2 separate regions of the Mus musculus genome follow, and region 1 is linked to region 2. Evidence: chromatin loops called from intact Hi-C (ENCODE). Cell type or tissue: heart. All regions are shown on one strand. Each heading gives the region's core, and the rest is flanking DNA. Links, peaks and the distances in the headings are about the cores only.

Evidence for each region. Hi-C counts contacts between places; a loop is a spot of excess contacts. Peaks named below come from ENCODE experiments on the same cell type or tissue, not always from the same donor. Only the 100,000 strongest peaks of a DNase experiment are listed, where the experiment ranks them.
Region 1: it touches region 2 in a loop (9-fold over the local background); 5 of 42 quality-filtered maps call a loop at or near these places.

What each region holds. Positions count from the first base shown.
Region 1 is chr11:96,433,313-96,443,419 of GRCm38, reverse strand. No RefSeq gene overlaps it. Among named protein-coding and RNA genes, the nearest start is that of Gm11529, 26 kb to the left of the region's middle. In heart, for the core only: a CTCF peak has its summit at 4,476 (motif pointing left); a DNase peak (open chromatin) is centred at 4,469; H3K27me3 peaks cover 4,211 bases.
Region 2 is chr11:96,857,621-96,867,727 of GRCm38, reverse strand. It overlaps Copz2 (coatomer protein complex, subunit zeta 2), which reads right to left. Exons shown (of 9, transcript NM_019877.2): 9 at 6,525-6,865. The coding sequence ends at 6,818. Gm11523 (a long non-coding RNA gene) reads left to right here. Exons shown (of 4, transcript XR_880183.2): 3 at 3,623-3,895; 4 at 4,157-5,286. Among named protein-coding and RNA genes, the nearest start is that of Mir152, 12 kb to the right of the region's middle. In heart, for the core only: a CTCF peak has its summit at 5,617 (motif pointing right); DNase peaks (open chromatin) are centred at 4,397, 5,697, 6,097 and 7,027; H3K4me3 peaks cover 2,664 bases; H3K27ac peaks cover 1,404 bases; H3K27me3 peaks cover 1,140 bases.

The DNA of each region.
Region 1 (10,107 bases), core at 936-8,935, 420 kb after region 2:
CAGCAGCAACAACAACAACAAACAACAACAACAAGAACACCTACCCTGAGAGTGTGGTCTCTAACATGGTCCAGTCAAAGAGATGAACTTTGGTCTGCCACAGGAATTTGGAGTTCTCTGATGACAGACTACCCTAAAGAAGAGTTGGTAATGTATTTGGTGAGCATGGATCTAAGCTGTTGGAGATGAACGGATTCATCAGAGAGATCATTTTATCGGATGAGGACACTGAGGCTCAGAGCCCCGGGTGACTGTTGTTCAAAGTCAGGAAGCCAGAACTAGAGATGAAACTAAAGTTTCCTCATCTCAAGCTGATAGGCAATAACCCTTGAGATCAACTCCTCCAAATCAGCCTAGAAGTTGGTGGCCATAGAGCTCAGAATATAAAGGTCATGGCTAAGGCTATGGACAGCATCGGACAGTGCTGTCAAATCTCAAGATCAAAACCCTGGCTACATGGAAGCCTGAGAATACAGAATTTAACAGTTCAACCCCTGTAATACAGAAAATCATATAAGATCTAGTGAGACTGTGGGGGTTGGAGAGATGACTCCTAGGGATGGCTGCCACATGCCTTTAATCAGACGGATCTCTGAGTTCAAGGCCAGCCTGGTCTACAGAGTGAGTTCCAGGACAGCCAGGGCTACACAGAGAAACCCTGTCTCAAAAAACCAAAAGAATCGTCAGCAGCAGAGCAGCACGGGCTGCCCCTGCAGAGGAGTTGCATTCACTTCCCAGCACCCACGTGGTGGCTCACAACCACCTGCAAGTCTAGTTCTGACCCTTCTTATGGTTTCTACAGGTACCAGGCACACAGGTTACAGGTTATGTATGTGTACAGACATACACACAGGCAAAACAAGCATACACATAAAATATAAGAGCGAGAAGGAAACCAATTTCTAATGAATCTTCTCAAATTCATCTTCTGTCATCTTGACAACTTGACAGAACTGGTAGACTGCTTTAATTAATTCTTGATTTTGGTAAGAATGAACTTTTTAAAAGATGCATCTACCTTTTATGTATCTTCATATATTTTAATTTTTTCACTTGTATCTTCATATATTTTCATTTTTTTTCCTTTTCACATTCCTTCTGAAGCTATAAGAATTCTTTATGTATTAAGAGTATTAACCCATTAACCAAAAGCTATTTTGTTAATTTGAAATTTTGCCAGGAACCAATCCTAGTGCGATTAATTTAGCCAATGGTTCCTTTGTTTGGCAGACCCCCAATGCCTATATTTTCCATGGTATTCAGCGCTCTGACTGGACTCCTGCTTCCCAACTTCCACCTTCCCAGCAGCAAAGCTCAGTTTGTCTGTTAGGGACATGGTGGGGGTGGGTGTCACCAGAGCGCTCTGCATACTACAAGCACAAACAAACACCTGCAGTCTGGGGACGTGGGAGGTGAAGACAGACGCTGTAGAATGGGTGGTCTCCTGTTCATGGCTATGATGGCGGCTGATACACCGTGAGGTTAGTTAACGAGATGAGAGTGGAGAAATTAGAGCCTAGACAAACAGACAGACGGCTGTTTGCAAAGACATTTATGGTCACAGTCCAAGTTAACACAACACATCTCAATGGCCCTGATCTTCATTTACATTTCCTGCCCCTCAGTGGGAGGATGTGGTCTCAGGAGCCAGAACCACAGACACAAAGGAAACGCCTCTAGCAGATGAAGTGTGTCAAGGAGCAGATGCGTTTAAGTCTTTAGACCTTGTGAGTGATTGTGTTCTACGTCTTATCAGATATACTTACTGCCTGTCAAATACACCTCTTGCAGAGACTGAAAATACTAGGCTCAGCTTGCAACTAAAGGTGGTCACATGACTCCGTTCTAGGCACTGAGGAGTTCTGAGAGGTACTGGGTGGTCCTTCTAGTCAAAGGGATGAGTAAGCTTGAGGTTACTATTTCTTCTTCTATCTCTATGAACAAAATTGCATAAGAAGTGGTTTCAAGCCGGAGGAGGAGAGGAGAAGAGATGGAAGATGGCGGATGGCTCATGCCTTTCATCCAGTAGACAGAGGCAGGAAGATCTCTGTGAATTCAAGGCCAGCCTGGTGTCCAGATCGAGTTCTAGGACAGCCACCAAGGCTGCACAAAGAAACCCTGTTTCTAAAAGCAATAGAAAAGAAGTGATTTCAATTTGATGTGGTACTACACACCTGTGACTCCGTCTTTTGGGAGCTGAGGCAGAAAGGTCATGAGTTTCAGGCCAGCCCAGGCTAGCAGAAGACTGTCTATAAAAATAATTAGGAAAAAGATTGAAACAAACAAACAAAAACCATCAAATATGGCAACTGCAAAGTAATAAAACTGATGGCTCAAAGCCAGTTCTAGATAGATAGATAGATAGATAGATAGATAGATAGATAGATAGATAGATAAACAAGACAGAAAAGAAAAACTGAACCAGGCAGTGGTGGCACACGCCTTTATCCCAGCACTTGGGAGGCAGAGGCAGGCAGATTTCTGAGTTCGAGGCCAGCCTGGTCTACAGAGTGAGTTCCAGGACAGCCAGGGCTACACAGAGAAACCCTGTTTCGAAAAACCAAAATGAAAAAAAGAGAGAGAAGGAAAACTGAGCTTGACCTTGTACTATTTTTGAACTGATGAATCAAACTTTAATTAAAGGAGCCTAGACACCTTACTTTATATGTAATGTTTGCTGAGGCTTGACGGATTCTCTTACGTACCTCTGAATTTTGATGTATTTTTAAAAGTGAATAAATGAATAAATAATACATAAATACATAAAATAATTAGTAAATAAATAAAACAATTAATAAATAAATAAGAAAACTATTTATACAAGAACCTGAGATTAGGAGTATACATACACCTGTTAGGAGCAGATAGCATAGTGACTGATTCTAGAATGCTCTGTAAGGTGCAAAGATAGAAATTCCTGACACAGTTGCTCCTTCTCTACAAATGTTGCACTTCTCCAGGGCAAGACCCTTTCCTAGGCCTCTCTATGGAGGCCAGAGTTCCCATTCCCTAAGGGAGCTGCCAGTAACAAGCAGGCTCATCTTAAATGCGTTCTTGCCAAGGTGTTAATGACAGATAATGGCTTAATGCATTACTCCTCCAAGATAACATTTCCATTTTAATAGAGTCTTTAAATGCCTAACCCAAAGGAACCCCACTGAAAAATGCAAGGACAGCAAATACCTTTGCTCTTTCCCTGGGCCTGGAAAGCATGAGTGTCCCTGAGGCCTTTCCTCCTAAACCAGGGAGCAACCTAGGCAGCCCCTACCTACCAGCCTCCGGAGGAGTTAAGTCATGAAGGCGGAAGACAAACTTGTTTGCCGACCCTATTATGGAACAAGTGTTTGTGCAGGCGTGAGAAGACCTGAGTTCTATCTGAGGGATTTGACATTAGCTGGATAGACAATCTTACAAGCCACTAAACATTTGCAAGCCTTGGTCTTCCTCAGAGGAAAGGATTAGCATCAGAAATAATGTCTCCAAGTAGTATTTCATGCTTGGCTAGGGACTCCAAGCCTGATTTGTTAGCCAGATACCTCATCTGATAAAAAGCTAGTGACCCAAGTTCCATGCCCAGAACCGGTGTAAAGGTAGAAGTCGAGAACTGAGCCCATGAAGCTGTGGCGCCCACACAGAGGCCATCACACACACACACACACACACACACACACACACACACACTCACACTCACACTCACGTCAAAAGCTCTTGTTCTGGTTGTGGAAAGGATATTCATTCCCTATAGAGAAAGCCATCCCCCACCCCAGGGAAATGACCTAAACCAACATTTAGAGTAACTGCAAGTAAGAAGCCCAATGTGGAGAAACTAGGAGACCAGTGTTGGGGTTCAGTGAGTCCAAGGGTGACCCGTGAAAAGTATTCAGAGCCTCTGCGTACAGGCGAGTAGGAGTGGCCCGGAAGACAGATTCAGGGCATCAAGTGGGTAAAAACCAGGTGTGCGGATAACGTTCAGTAAACTGCCTTTCTAATTCTCAGTGCTCCAGGAAGGAATCTCAGAGATTAAATTAAGCTGTTAACCCTCTAGGCGCTCCTGTCGTTTATTGTTAAGGAATTAATAGAAATGCGGGAATGCAGATGGCCTGGCTGTCAGCTCAGAGAGGCGATTTTTCTGATCTCCACAGACGTTTCCAGCATCTTTCATTAACCGCTCATGTACCAATTTGTCATTTTAACCTAGCAGAAAGGAAACTCCCTACCTCAAGGGCTGGTTGGGGAACCCTCCCAGGACCAGTCCTCCTGGGTGGCAGGTGCTCAGGAGCAGGGAAGGGATGTCATTTTAGGAAGTCGGTATCCCTAAGACTGGCCATCCTGGGAGCAAGCTTCAGAAGACTGTAGGAGTCAGGCTCTAGCAATCCTAGGCAGAGCAAGAGATGCCAGGAAACTACTTGATTTGCTGAGACTTGCCGGACGCAGGTAGTCAGCTCAACACAGAGAGGCGCCACCTACAGGCGAGAGGGAGATTTGCCATCTGCCCTCTGCTGCAGGATCTGAGGTCGCACCTCCTCCAGGTGCCAGCCTGGGGACATTGAGCCAATGCGCCAGACACTGTCTTAAGCCCTTGACATATACTGAATCTTTTAAAGTCCCCAGTAACCTTTTCAGATAGGTTTTTTTTTTAAATCATCATTTCATTTTTAGTAAATAAAAAAGTACAGCTTCAGGAGAATAACGTGCCCAAAGTCACACACTTAGCAAAGATTTCCGTCCTTGAGACCTGATTCAGATCTGGCATCCTCAACACAACACCTTGAGAGGCATGTCGGAGCTGGGACGAGTTAGAACTAATTCCACCTATGGTTCACAAGGGACCTGGGGGCCAAGTACTCAGCACATGGCTCTCAGTTCTGCAGTTTAGCGTCCCCATGTCGCTAAGACTCCTTTACTCACTTGGAGAGAAAAATCCTCTGCTAAAGTAAGTATAATGTTATTTCATTTTAATAGGGGCCAGCATGTCAAGAGATTGCATGACTGTCATCTTCAGCTTATAGATGACAGAGAAATAAGGGACTGCATCTTAACACACTTATTGACAGAGCAAGAACTAGCGTTAGAACCCAGGTCTACAAACCCCTACCCTGCTTGTCCCTTTGCTCCTCGCCCCATCTTTAATCTTCCATAGCTGAGACCTTGTGGGTTCACTGTCATCAGACCCACTCTCTGACCAAAATATGCTTGAAAAACAAAACACAAAGCCAGGTGGCCGTTGACTAAGACCCCACCCTCAGTAAGTCCTCTTTCTCTAATACATCAATCCTATGCAAACAGCACAGTTAGGCTTTGGAACTGTGGACCACTGATTTGCCTATGTACATAACTGGGTTTCTTCTTTCTTTCTTTCTTTCTTCCTTCCTTCCTTTCTTTCTTTCTTTCTTTCTTTCTTTCTTTCTTTCTTTCTTTCAAAGATGTACTCATTTATTTTATACATATGAGTATATTGTTCTCTTCAGACACACCAGAAGAGGGCACCAGACCCCATTACAGATGGTTGTAAGCCACCATGTGGTTGTTGGGAATCGAACTCGGGACCTCTGGAAGAGCAGTCAGTGCTCTTAACCACTGAGCCATCTCTCCAGCCCATGACTGGGTTCCTAAAGTCTTCCGAGATACAGGTCACAGGCTCTGCCCCGTGGTCCACTGAGTCAGAATCGCAATGTTCTCCTGCTGCAGTGCATGTGCATAAAGTATCCCCTGAAGAACTGATACAAAGTTACCTGGAGACAATTGCTCTTCATCTCATCGCTAGTGATCTGGGTTCAGCGAGAATGGAGAGGAAGCTATGTATTTCTAAATAGTATCTATCATCTGAGACCAGCCATTCTGGTCTAGGGACTTCACTTTAAATGACAACAACCTAAAGAGTTCTTGATGGAAGAAATGTGTGGGGTGAGGGTGGCGGGAATACCCTGGAGCAGAAAGATGGGAAAGTTATTACAGCCAGGGGTGTGTGTGTGAAAAGGTGCAGCTTATGAAATCTTGGAATCAAAACAACTAAGGTATGAATTCACCCATGTACCTGGCTTCTCTCCATCCAAGTATATTCAAATCTAAGGGCATTCACATTTCTCTAGCCTGTGGCAAAACCTGTTTGTTGTCTTACATTTCACTGTGCCCTGCCTGTCTCCGTTACAAATGAAAATCTTCCAGGTCCCCTCTGACCGTCAGTTAGCTTTCCAATTTCATTCCGAAGTTAACTGCACTGCGGTGGCAGACAAAGCTGGCCTGATGGCAGGAATACTGTTCCCTGATGGTATCAGAGCCTCTTCCGTATTTATGTTTGCTGTGTGACTGTCACTTGTATACAATCACACAGAGACTCTGATATTAAGCCCTAGCTAGGAAATCACCCCCCTGGCACAGCTCTGGTGGAAAAGGAAAAAGGGACTTCAGTGGCAAGCAGATATCAAACACAAATTACATGGCCCTTTGTACCAAAATAGGCATCTTTAAGAAGTCATGTCTTCTGGTCCTCCTTCAGGTGATATGGTACCCTGAGGAACCCAGATAGATAACAAACTCTTCTATTTGTAAAGGCCACTTGTGAAGGAAACTCCATAAGCTCTCTGTGTTGCGATGAGTTGTTCAGCAAGCATTCACTCGCTACTACATCCCTCCATGGGAGGAGTAAATGTCAGCGCTCTCCTGATGACGGACCTAGTCACGTGACTGCCTCTAGCCAATGGAGTGCGAGCAGGGTTCTTAACTCTGAAGGCTTGCCTTGTTTTGGAATCTTGCCATCCTATCCCTTGCCTGAGCCTACCACTGCCTTTTCATCCTGAGTCCCAGAATGAGAGACTACATAGAGACGTCACAGAAAAGATCCACACTGTGCCAAGAATTCATTGCAACCAGTTCACAAATGTGTGAGCAAGAGCTATACCGTAAGCCGCTGAGAGTTCCAGATATGTGTTACACAGCCTCTTGCACTAAAGTTGACTAACACCTAACCTAAATCATACATCATTTAATCTGTGGTTCAAATGGGAGGGATCACTAGACTGGATGCTTAATTCTAAACATCCGAGAGTGGTCGAGAATACAGCTCAATTGGTACAGTGCTTGCTTGGCACACCCAACACCCTGGTTCTATTCCCAGCACCACACAAAACCTGGTGTGGTGGTGCATACCTGCACATGGAGGTAGAGACAGGAGGATATGAAATCCAAGGTCATCTGCTGCTATATAGGGAATTAAAGATCATACTATGTTACATCTGTCTCAAATATTCTTTTAAAAAGGAAATGTTCAAGAAATATACCAGATTTATTTGCTATCTATTTGAGAGGTGTTCTCCGCGAATCATTTGTTTACAAAGTGTCATTAGTGCTCACAAGTCCCTTTGAAGCTATTAGAATGTGGGTTCCGATACAACTGGAAAAGCAGCAAGCTGTTGGAGGTGGGGCCATGGAGGTGGCAGTTTTGGTTCCCAGCACCCACTCTGGGTGGCTCACACCTACCTGTAACTCCAGCTCCAGAGGATCTGACATCTGACACCCACTCTGGGTGACTCACACCCACCTGTAACTCCAGCTCCAGGAGATCTGACATCTGACACCCACTCTGGGCGGCTCACACCCACCTGTAACTCCAGCAGATCTGACATCTGACATCTTCTGGCCTCACACGCGCATACACATTGTTTTATTAAAGTTTAAAGAAAAAGGAGAAATAGTAAGAGATAAGAGGAGAGTTGAAAACCTGATTCCAGTACTGTAGAGCTCCATTGTTTTCTGCACTTACCTCTCTCTCTCTCTCTCTCTCTCTCTCTCTCTCTCTCTCTCTCTCTCTCTCTGTCTCTCTCTCTTTCTCTCTTTCTCTCCTCAGTGGGGTGGGGCAGTTCCAAGACAGGGTTTCTCTGTGTAACCCTGGCTGTCCTGGAACTTGATTCATAAACCAGGCCTTTAACTCATAGAGAACTTTTTGTCTGTCTGTCTGTCAGTCTGTCTGTCTTGTCCACTAGAAATTGTTTTCAATGGGACAAGACAACTGTCACTCATTCCTGCTTCCTTGTTTTGCTCACAGCTAATGCTAAAGTGAGTGATAAGGGTGTGTCAGTAAGCCAGGTGAGAGAGATGGGCTTGACAGTATACAAATCCAGCCCCTGCCCTGTGTGATCTCAGCTCACCGGAGGTTAGAAGTCCATCTGCCTCTTGCAACCTCATGCTGTGGATTCGGTGGCTGATAAGCAAAAAACGTTCAAGACCAAAGGCCTGAAAAGTCAGTGTCTGAGGAAGGCTTGCTTCCTCCTAACTGACACCCACCTCCTAGCTGTGCGCTCACACAATGGAAAGGATGAGTTAGCTTTCTGGGGCCTCTTTCCTAAGGGCACTAAAACCATTCAGAAAGGCTCTGCCCTCAAGACCAAATCACCTCCCAAAGGTTCTGCCTTCTAATAGTGTTACCCTAAGGGCGAGTGTTTCAATGTCTGGATTTGGGTGGGCGTACATATACAGTACTCATTGCAATTTACAGAAGTGGTACCTAATTATGGAAAACATTGAATAACAATGTCAGTGAGAGCCCACTCAAGACTTTTATACTAGGGAGAGACATGATCCTAGAAGATCCAGCATCCTAGAAGATCTCTGTGAGTTCAAGGCCAGCCTGGTGAACTTAGCAAGTTCCAGGTCATTCCAGAATACATAGGGAGATCCTGTCTTAAAACTAACAAAAAAAACCCACAAATGTACTGGCTGGTTTGTGTCAACTTGACACAAGCTAGAGTCATCAGAGAGGAAGGAGCCTCAGCTGAGGAAATGCCTCCATGAGATCCAATTGTAAGGCATTTTCTTAATTAGTGATCAAGGGGAAGGGCCCCGACCATTGTGGGTAGTGCTATTCCTGGGCTAGTGGTCCTGGGTTCTGTAAGAAAGCAGGCTGAGCAAGTCAGGGGAGCAAGCCAATAAGCACCACCCCTCCATGGCTTCTGCATCAGTTCCTGCCTCCAGAATCCTGCCCTGTTTGAGTTCCTGTTCTGACTTGTAAGTCAAATAAACCCTTTTCTCTCCAACTTACTTTTTGGTCACAGTGTTTCATTACAGAAATAGAAACCCTGACTGATATTAAAAAAAAAAAAAAAGCAAAACAGTATCTTAGGGCCAGGCCATCCCCAACTACATAGCAAGTTCTAGGCCAGCTTGGACTACATAAGATCCTGTACCAAAACAACAGGGGCCAGTTAGATGGGTCACTAATTAAGAGTACTTGTTGCTCTTCTAGAGGACCCAAGTTCAATTCCCAGCCCCTACATAGCAGCTCACAACTATTCATAACTCCAATTATAACTTTCCCGGTTTCTTCTTCTGGCCTCTGAGGGCACCAGACAGACATATGGTACACAGATGTACATGCAGACAAAATACTCATACACATAAAACAAAAGTATATATACTGAGGCTGGAAAAGACGGCTCAGCAGTTAAGAGCATTGACTGTTCTTTCCAGAGGTCCTGAGTTCAAATCCCAGCAACCATGTGGTGGCTCACAACCATCTGTAATGGAATCTGGTGTCCTCTTCTGGTGTGTTTGAAGACAGCTATAGTATACTCATATACATTAAATAAATAAATAATTTTTTAAAACAAAGTATACATACTTGCTTTATATATGGTGGTTTGAATGAGAATAGCCCCCAATAAGCTCACATATTTAAATACTTTGTCCCTAGCTGGTGGAAATATTTTGAGAAGGGTTAGGAAGTGTGACCTTGTTGAAGGAGGTGTGTCCTTGAGGGAAGGTTTTGAGGTTTCAAAAATCCACACCAGACCCAGTCTCCTCCTCTCTGCCTCCAACTTTCCAACCCAATGTAAGCTCTCAGCTGCTGCTCTTGTGCCTGTCTGCCTGCCTGTCTGCTGCCATGCTCTCTGTGATGGTCACCAGCTCACATTCTGAAACTCTAAGCAAGACCCCAATTAAATTGATTTCATGCGTTGCCTTGGTCCGGCTGCCTCTTCAGAGCAGTAGAAAAGTAACTAAGACATATATGTATGCCATCGTGCAGGTCACCCTGGGATATACAGCAGGCAAAGGTGGAGACTGGGTAGAGACAGCATCTCGGGATGCTGAATATGATTGTTGTGATCGAGGTTT
Region 2 (10,107 bases), core at 1,329-9,328:
GAGTTCAGGCTTCACGTTCATCTCCTGAGGGCCCCAGGCTTGTTCTCCCGGCGTCACTAAAGCACCTTTTCTGCCTTGCAGTATAAACTTTATCGAGCGTGGGAATTCCTTGGCTACTGCTCCAGCCTGGCGCTCAAGAGGAGTGGGATCGCCAGAGCTGGAGGGGAAGGTCTGGTTTTCTTGAGTTCTTTCTATCAGGCCGTTTGTTCTGCACACAGCTGTGCTGGGTTCTGTCTTAGTGTAAGACCCCTGTGGTATTTACCTGGGGCTTCTAGGCTATCTCTAGGAATGGGTTCCAATGCTCAGCCCCTGCCCAGAGAAAGGTCCTTCAGGACTGGTCCCTTAGACCAGATGCTTGATCACAGCCTGGCTATGGAGGCTGTAAATGGCGCTTGTCTTATAGCGCCACCTTCTGGGCAAACCTGAGGGCCTCAGTTTTTTGACTTTCATTCCTGGAACACTAAGACGGGTGAGATTTGGAGCGAGATGGCACTATTGTTGCTGTGTTGTTGTTGTTATTACTATTACTATTAATTACTATTACTATTACTATTACTATTACTATTACTATTACTATTACTATTACTATTACTATTACTATTACTATTACTATTACTATTACTATTACTATCATCATCTTTACTAGTGTGTGCACACTCATTCATGAAGATGTCATGGCATCCATATGGAGATCAGAGGACAATTTTCGAAAGTCAGCTCTACCCTTCGTCTGTGGGTTCTGAACATGGAACTCATGTCATAAAGCCTACTCCACAAGCCCTTCCATTCACTGAGTCATTTCGCAGGCCCACGGAGACAGTTTGCGATTTCTGGTTTTTGCACTGTCTACTTCTCCAAGTTCCAAATTCTTAGATTTCCCTACCATCTTCTGGAAGGCATCCAGCCACAGGGAGTAACCTCAGAGTGGTGCGAATGGGTGGTCCTCCACCTCAGGGAGGTTGAGAAACAGTTGTGGCAAGTCTCTACTAATCAATTGCCTACCCCATGCGTTCTCCACACACCCACCAAGGCTCCCTCACGTTCACTAAGAGGCTGCTGTCTGGAAGGAAGCAGGAGCATCCTTTTGGGGATGTCTAGAGAATTTTCTATGCTGGGGGTGTACAAAAAGCCTCATATGTGCTAAGCAGGCTTCAGCCCCAAGCCCTCATACTTTCTTCTTCTTCTTCTTCTTCTTCTTCTTCTTCTTCTTCTTCTTCTTCTTCTTCTTCTTCTTCTTCTTCTTCTCCTCCTCCTCCTCCTCCTCCTCCTCCTCCTCCTCCTCCTCCTCTTCCTCTTCTTCTTCTTCAAGACAGGGCTTCTCTGTATAGACCTGGCTGTCCTGGAACTCACTTTGTAGACCAGGCTGGCCTTGAACTCAGAAATACACCTGCCTCTGCCTCCCAAGTTTTGGGATCAAAGGCATGCGCCACCACGCCCGGCTCCTACCTCTACTTCTTAAGTGCTGGAGTTAAAAAAAAAGTACTATACCACATCAGGTTTGTGGTGTCTTGGATAAAGCAAGAAGTGGTGTTAAAGCATGGCTATGTATGAGGATATCTATATCTAATATCTATATCTAATATCTAATAAATACATGTTAAAGCATGGACTTAAAAGGAGTGACCTCTAATGTGTGTAAAGTCACCTGACTAGAGATGAAGATGAACCGGCAGAGTGCTGGCTGGTTCGGGCATGCGCAAATCCCCAGGTTCAATCCTTACCCCTGAGTAAACAGGGCATGCTCACACCTAGAATTCCAGTACTTGGGAAGTGGACACAAAGGATCAGATTCTCATTAGTCCTAGGCTACACACCCAGCGTGCACCTTCCACTGAACAGTTGCAGCGTATCTATAAATCTCTCTATATCACTCAACCTAGGATAAAGCACTGTGTCCTTGAGTCCTTTAACTGTTTGAGAGTCTTCAGTTCATCCTGTTCTTCTTGGAAAAAAAACAAAACAAAAACAACAATAATGACATTAATGAATAAAAATGAAGAAGCTCCCATTGGCATTCAGTAAAAGTGCCCAGCTCAGAATAGCCAGTTAGTAAATGTCTGTTGGAAAAATTCATTCTGAAAGATTTGCTTGTTTGTTTGTTTTTCAGGACAGGTTTCTCTGTGTAGCCCTGGCTGTCCTAGACTGGCTTGGTAGACCAGGTTGGCCTCAAACTAATAGAGATCTACATGCCTCTGCCTCCTGGGTGCTGGGACTACAGACATGTGGCACCAAGCCTGCCCCCCCCCCAATGCTTTTTAAAAAGATTTATTTATTTATTTATTTATTTAGAGTGCATATTTGTATGCACCCCAGAAGAGGGCATTGGACCCCATTACAGATGGTTGTGAGTCACCATGTGGTTGCTGGGAATGAGTACTGAGCTATCTCTCCAGCTCCCTACTAGGGCCAAAAGAATTTTATTTTTTTATTTTTATTTTTTTGGTTTTTCAAGACAGGGTTTCTCTGTGTAGCCCTGGCTGTCCTGGAACTCACTCTGTAGACCAGGCTGGCCTCGAACTCAGAAATCCGCCTGCCTCTGCCTCCCCAGTGCTGGGATTAAAGGCATACGCCACCACCGCCCAGCAAGAATTTTAAAGTTAGTATTATGACCAATATATTTTTTTCCCCACCGAACAGCCTGTGCGGGGGGGGGGGGGCACGCTCACCTGCATGTCTAAGGTCTACCCCCTCACCACCAGTCTTGCCTCCTTAGGTTCTCATCTAAGATGAAGGAGAGATTGGAAACTAGAACAGGACCATTCAAGTGATGGGAGAATATAATTTGGCAACCACTTGTTCAACTTTTTTGTTGAAAATACTTACTAAAAAGAACACACAGCCTGGCATGGTGGTGCATGCCTTTAATCCCAGCACTTGGGAGGCAGAGGAAGGAGGATTTCTGAGTTCGAGGCCAGCCTGGTCTACAGAGTGAGTTCCAGGACAGCCAGGGATACACAGAGAAATCCTGTCTCAAAAAACCAAAAAAACCAAAACCAAAACAAAAAAACAGAAAAACCAAAACCAAAACAACAACAAAACCAAACACCCCCCACAAACCAACCACACACATCTTGTGCTTTAAACCTGAATTCCCATCATACTCAGAAGAAGGTTTGAATTTTTAAAAAAGACTTATTTATGTATGTATATGAGTGCTCTTTGAATGTGGCTGCATAACAGAAGAGGACATCGTATCCTGTTATATATCTATATATAGAATATATATATATGGTCGTGAGCCACCCCGTGATTGCTGGGAATTGAGCTCAGGACCTTCAGAAGAGCAGCCAGTTCTCTTAACAGCTGAGCCATCTCTCCAGCTTGAGAGCTGATTTTTAAAGCTGCGTATACCTGGACATATGCCTTAAATCTAATCCCTTCTATGGCCTCTCCACGCCAACCCCACTGCTGTCCCTAGTTCCTCTCTGTGCCTGGCTCATCGCAGACACCTAAATATGTGAATACACTGACCCAGGTTGGGAGGAAAGTGAAGCTGAGTTGTGCACAGCAAATTATTCCCCTCGCCAGGGTTCCCATTAAAGAGCTCTACTGTACTAAGAGCTCAGAACTAATTCCTCCCCATAATCTAATAACAGTTTCTGCTTTACTTATTTTGAGACAGGCGCTGTTTTGCTATGTAGTCCAGAATAGCATCAAATTCGTGGCTCTCTTCCTGTCTCAGCCTCCAGAAAGCACATCGCTTCACAGTGTGTTTCAAAGAGGTTGAGGGCAAAGAAACTCGGACCTTTGGGCAGGCTGCTCTGCCCATTTCTCTCTCCAGGCCTGGCTGGCTCTACCAATGTTTGAGGCCCTGAGAAGAGCACGGGTGTCGCCTCCCACTCCTCCTGACAGCCGACAATGATCCAGTCACAGGGAGCCATCCATCAGTGTCGGGGTGAGAACCAATCCCACATGCCCTGCCTTTCTTGCCAGCCAATTGGAGGAAAGCAGGAGGAGCGTGCCTCTGTGTGTGTGTGTGTGTGTGTGTGTGTGTGTGTGTGTGTGTGTGTGTGTGTGTGTGGTGTGTGTTGTGTCTGGCACGTCCCTGTAATAAGTTAACAAGTTCTTGAGTTTGTATTTCCTCCTGTGCCCTCGGGCTGGGTGAGCCCACATTCCTGAGGTCTTGATTTCTGATCCGGTTCTTACTCTGTTGCAGGGAAAAGAGTGGCCCTAAGGATCCTTTCCCGCACACTCTTCGAAGCTGCTGGGTGCGATGGGCAAGACAAGGAAGGATGCCAGGGGTGGGCAGACTCGGGAAGGCAAGCCCTGGCTCAGAACTGCGGACGCCCTTCCCGAAATCCCTCAGGCTCCGGCCAGTGGCCACGATGATGAGGCTCTCATCTCGGAAAAGCTGGTGCAGCGGCCAGGGCTCCGGGCTGTCAGCCAGGCCTGCTGTCTAGGCGGCTCCACCTGGATGCAGAAAGCGAGGGGGGCAGGGAGACGCAATAGCCAGAAGACTGGACCTGCAGACTTGGGGTCATCACCACTATGGGAGCTCAGCTCAACGCAACCCCCCAGTCGCTGCTTTGCTAATCCCTCCCTATGGGATCAGGGTAGTAGCCTTTAGCCATAGCAAGTCAAGGAACACTTTCTTGTTACCTTTAACCATCTGTAGCCTAGGCTGGTCTCAAACACAGTAAATAGTTAGAAAATGACTTTCAACTTCTGATTCTCCAGCCTCCACCTCTCAAGAGACGAGATTATAGGCTTGTGTGTTCCACACCCTGTGAGGACCAAGTGCGAGTAAGGAATTCAGATATTGTAGTATAATGAGGAGTTTTCTATCCCCTATCGAGCGGAAGCTGCGATATACTTGTATATTCGAAACTTTCAGGGTCTCGGTGTATCCCTTAATAGAATGTGGACAGTATCGTGTAGTTCAGAGAGTTGTGTGAGCCAGCCTTCCTGGAGCTCCTAGCTTCTGCCTGATGCTTCCCATTCCCGTCCTCGCACAACTGAAATTGCAGGACCAAGTCAGGTCAGGCCGGGTTGCCAGGAGGCAGTTTACTCCTCCGGGCCTTGGCTCCATCCATGGTGGAGCCAAGTGCTACGGGTGGCTGAATATTTGAGAAATAATCCAAAGAATGTCTTTTCCGTCACCACACTGGCCCCTGAACTGCACAATTTTATTGTGCCACCTTCCCCCTCTCTCAGGATTGCCTTTTTGCAACTCTGGGCTGTGTGCACAGCGACTCTAGAAAGACACTATAGTAAGCGTTTACAATGAGTAGATAATCATCCCCGTATCTTCGTAGAGTTCTCTAATTACAGACGTAGTCAAATTCAGTATAAATATCTGTTTTGTTTTGTTTTGTTTTGTTTTGTTTTGAGATAGTGTCTCACGCAACCTAGGCTGATCTCCCACACTCACGGCCTGGAAATGACAACCACCGGGACAGGCTTTTATTAAGATCCAAGGCTCACCACTATTTTTATTACGGCGGCTGCCAAAAAGCTCTGCGTTGGGAGAGAAGTCGCGGGAAGTCACGCGTGATGGTTGCCAGGGCAACGCACTGGCTCTGGTGTCAGAGATCAGTGAGAAACACCGGGAGGAGGGTCGGTTCCACCTCAGGGGCGGAGTTATCGAGGCCCAGGACCCTGAGGTGTGCCCGTAGTACCTCCAGGTGGCGCTCTAGGACCACGGATGTGGTGAGGGGGCGGAGCTTCCTGCTGCGCGATGCTCCTGTGAGAGGCGGGGCCGGGGCGGAGCGTGGGAGCCGCTGAAAACCTCCAGGGATCCAAGAAGATGACACCCCACGCTGCCAAAGAAGAGTCCGCGGCGTGGAGACGCCGAAAGCGTATGGGTCACAGGAAAAACCGAGAGAAAGTTCAGAGATTGGGACTAGGGTAGGAAGGGGGTTCGGGATGCTCAGAAAGTTTATTCATCTCCATCCTTGAGATGTGTCGCCGTGAATCTCCTTCCGTCTGTCGCCTCTCTAGACACCCCTGTCCGTCCCTCCCCCGACCCCCGTCCTTCGCCTCCTCGTAGGTACACGGATGCTCTACACACACGCGCAGTGGCCACCACTCGGTGCCTTCTCGCCCCCAGATAGAGACAGCAAATTATAGAGCTCTACTGCCCAGGATCTATGCCAAGATAAGAATTCCGCGGTCCCAGGCGCGCCAAGAAAAATAGCCAAACAGTTCCTGGGTTTGTCAGAGTAAGCCTGACTCCCTTCCTTTCTGGAGCCTAGAATGGAAAAAACGACTCAAGGAATCCCTAGCGGAGCCTCCCTGTGGGTACTGCACAGACAAAATGGAGAAGCCATCTTCACTCTCCTTTTCCTGGAAGAATATTATTCCTGTTACTATGACTCTTACCATGCCACACCGTCGTGTTTAACCGCTCAACTACTCATGCAACACCAGGGTATCAGTGTTGCACCCCTCGTGTTAAACACAACCCTTTCCCTTGACCCACTCTGACCTCATTCACAGGTGTAGTGTACACGCGCACGTACACCACACACACACACACACACACACACACACACACACACACTTCAAAGTCAAGAAAGGAGGTCTTTGGGGGGGAAAAATGTAAGTTTATTAAGGCCTAGGACTGAGGATGTCAGAGGTCCGAGGGGAGGCAACTTTGCTGGTTCCCATGGCCCCAAGGCCAGGTTAGGATGCTGAGTAGGGGTGAGGGAGCTGGGGTCAAGCTTTTGCGTCTCAGAATCCCTGGCAGGAGACCTCAGGGATCAGTTCTGAGAGAGGCCTGAGAAGGCAGAGTGGTCTCTCTTGCGTCTTGAGATCTTGGGGCTTACGCGGGGACTGGCAAAAGTTCTCTGGGGAAGGAGCCTTGATTCCAAGGTCTTCATTTCAATAGCGACCATTTAATCTGTTCCTTGGCTGACTGAAGAACCTGAAGTGAGAGTAGGAGGTTGGGAGAAATATTTGAGAATGTCAGTGATTGGAGGTCGACAAGGGCGCCTCTCCAGCCCTGGCCACTAGATGGCAGCAGCTTGCCTCTTCTTTAATGAGATGAGGTTTTGGAGGCTAGGGCAGGTCCAGAGGGCTGCAACCCAGCTGGCTGCCTCCCAAGCCTGTCCAACTGTGGGTGAGGCGGTAGCCCCTGCCTCCCCTAAGCCATATCAGGCCACAGTAATAGTGCCTCCTCACCGCGCCATCAGGCAGGCAGAGACTGGGCCCAGGCTCAACCACGCCTGTGCTCAGACACTTGACACCGTAATAAACTTGTGATGCTGGTTTTGATGGGGTGTGTTCTCAGCACCCCATCCCATTTGCTGATGTGACAAAGCTGTCAGGTGTGTGTATGTGTGTGTGCTCCTACTACCAAGAAAAAACATCTCAGTCCAGTGTGTGCCCGTATCTGTGCCAATGTGCACACGTGATGCCAACACATGAGGGGGGACTCGGGATACTCAGACTGTCTCTCTGGGCATAAAGCCTCCTCCAAAATGTCCACCCCGCACTGTGTATGTCCTCCTCTCTTGGAATCTCCCTCTTTGCTGGGGACAGTGAAGTTCTTGAATCTCTGCTAAGGAACCTCTCTCTCTCCACGTTTCATTTTGTGTCCCTATAACTTTTGTGTTTCTTTAAGATTTCCACTAATCCTCATGTGTGGTGCCTATAATTTCAGGCCCTGGGAATATGAGGCAGGAGAGATAAGGGCTTCAAGGCCAGCCTGGGCTACATAACAAGGCCCTACCAGTCTTTATTTGTTGCTTGCTCATTTAGAAAGAGAGGAATTGTTTCCTGAGGATGTACAACTTAATTTTCCAGGTTTGGCAGCATGGCCAATCATGTAATTAATATAACTCTACCAGGTAAATTCTATTCTAGAGCCCTAGAGGTGCTGAGTAACTTGCCATTCAGTTTTTGTTGGCAAAGTAAAAGCTTAGGATGACTCAAATGAATACTAGGGGGTGGGAGTAGCAGTAGTGGTTTGGTTTTGTTTTGGTTTTGGTTTTGGTTTTTCGAGACAGGGTTTCTCTGTGTAGCCTTGGCTGTCCTGGAACTCGCTCTGTAGCCCAGGCTGGCCTCGAACTTAGAAATTCACCTGCCTCTGCCTCTCGAGTGCTGGAATTAAAGTGTTCTACCACTGTCTGGCTTGTGTTTGGTTTTGAAACAGTCTCGTTCTTTGATGCCCCAGCCTCCAAACTGGAAGCGCTGCATCAGGAGCATGCACTGCCCCACCATGCGGTGAAGTGCCTGGAGCCACACCCAGGGCTTCGCCTCCCATTCCAGCTGTGTTCTCTCTCTCTCTCTCTCTCTCTCTCTCTCTCTCTCTCTCTCTCTCTCTCTCTCTCTCTTTTTCCCGAGACAGGGTTTCTGTGTAGCCCTGGCTGTCCTGGAACTCACTCTGTAGACCAGGCTGGCCTAGAACTCAGAAATCCGCCTGCCTCTGCCTCCCGAGTGCTGGGATTAAAGGCGTGCGCCACCCCGCCCGGCTTGTATTCTTCTCTTTTAACTTTGTATGTGCATAGGTGTTTTGTCTGTCTGTATGTCTGCTTACCACATGTGTGCCTGGTGCCTGCAGAAGACACCAGTATTCCCTAGAACTAGTGTTACAAATGGTTGTGAGCCACCATGTGTATGCTTGGAATTGAACCCGGGTCCTCTGCAAGAGCAGTGAGTGCTCGTAACCACTGAGCCATGCAGTTAGCCCTCCCCAGCTGTTCTTCTCTTCTCTGCTCATCAACACTCCCCTTATAGAATGTTTAATATGGGGCTGGAGAGGTGGCTCAGTGGTTAAGAGCACTGGCTGCTCTTCCAGAGGTCCTGAGTTCAATTCCCAGCAACCACATGGCGGCTCACAACCATCTGTAATAGGATCTGATGCTTCTGGTGTGTCTGAAGACAGCTTCAGTGTACTCATATAAATAAAATAAATGAATATTTTAAAAAAAATAATGTTTAATATGTATTTCATGTATTTACTTTTGTGTGTTTATGTGGAGGTCAGCAAACACTTTTAGGGGGTCAGCTCTCTTATCTCGGTCAGACTCAGCCCATCAGGCTCGGAGGCAGGTGCCTCTACTTGCTGAGACATCTCAATGGACCGCTTATTACTGTTGCTTTAAGACAAGCTCTCATGTAGATCACTCTGGCTTCAAACTTGTTATGACTTTGAACTATTAATCCTCCTGTACACCTCCCAAGTGCTGAGATTACAGGTGTGCATCACCATGCCCAGGTTGGTTTATTTTATGCTATTTGATTTTACATAAAGTCTCCTGCTACATCCCTGCCTACACAGAAACTCACAGTGTAGCTCAGGCTGCCCTTGAACCTGAAATCATGTGGCCTCAACCTCCCAAGTGCTGAGACTGAAGGCGTGAGCCACTACTCCTGGCTCTTCTCAATCTACTTCCACTCTGAAAGCCAGCACGCAGCCACATTCTTTTCCAGCAGAACATGAGGAAACATGGGGGGCCACAGGGCAGGTGGGGTGCTGAGGACAGCGTAGGGAAGTGGGTCTCACATCTGGTGTTCCCCACTGATGACAAAGGCCCATCTCTGCAGGGCTACCATGTTAGGACTAGCTTATGCCAGGGAAGAAAACTTCTTAGAAACGGAGTAAGTCTGACAGAGCATAGGAGGTCAAACCATTAGGCTTGACTGTCAGGAAGTCTGTGAAGCTGGGGAATCAATCTGCTAACAGTAACCAGGACGGACGGACGGACACACACACACTCACACACACACACACTGCGCCGCTGTATTCTGCATGCATCTCAAGGCTGTGCAGCCGTGTGGTCGGCTTCTTTTCAACAGCCAAGCTACCAAGGGCAGATGTGATGAGTTCGGATCTTATGATAAGGTGATAAGGCCCTTAACTATCCCAGCATGGCCCCACATGGATTACCCGTCCAGGTTGGAGGGAATATGAGGGATCTGAGCCTCCACGTTGCCTTGGGTAACAAGTAACCTGGCATCACCAGGGTAGCTCGTTTAGGGTAGGAGATGAGGTGAGCAGGCGGGAATTTGCCCACCCATCTCTCACTGCCCAGTTGCCAAGAGCTCAGCAGCCTCCAATGGCTGGCTCTGAGTCACCAGTTCATCCCTTGCCCCACACCTCTGGTTTCCTAACTCTGACTCTCTCCCCTGGGGCACTGGGCTCTCCCTGACCTTTAGCCTGTT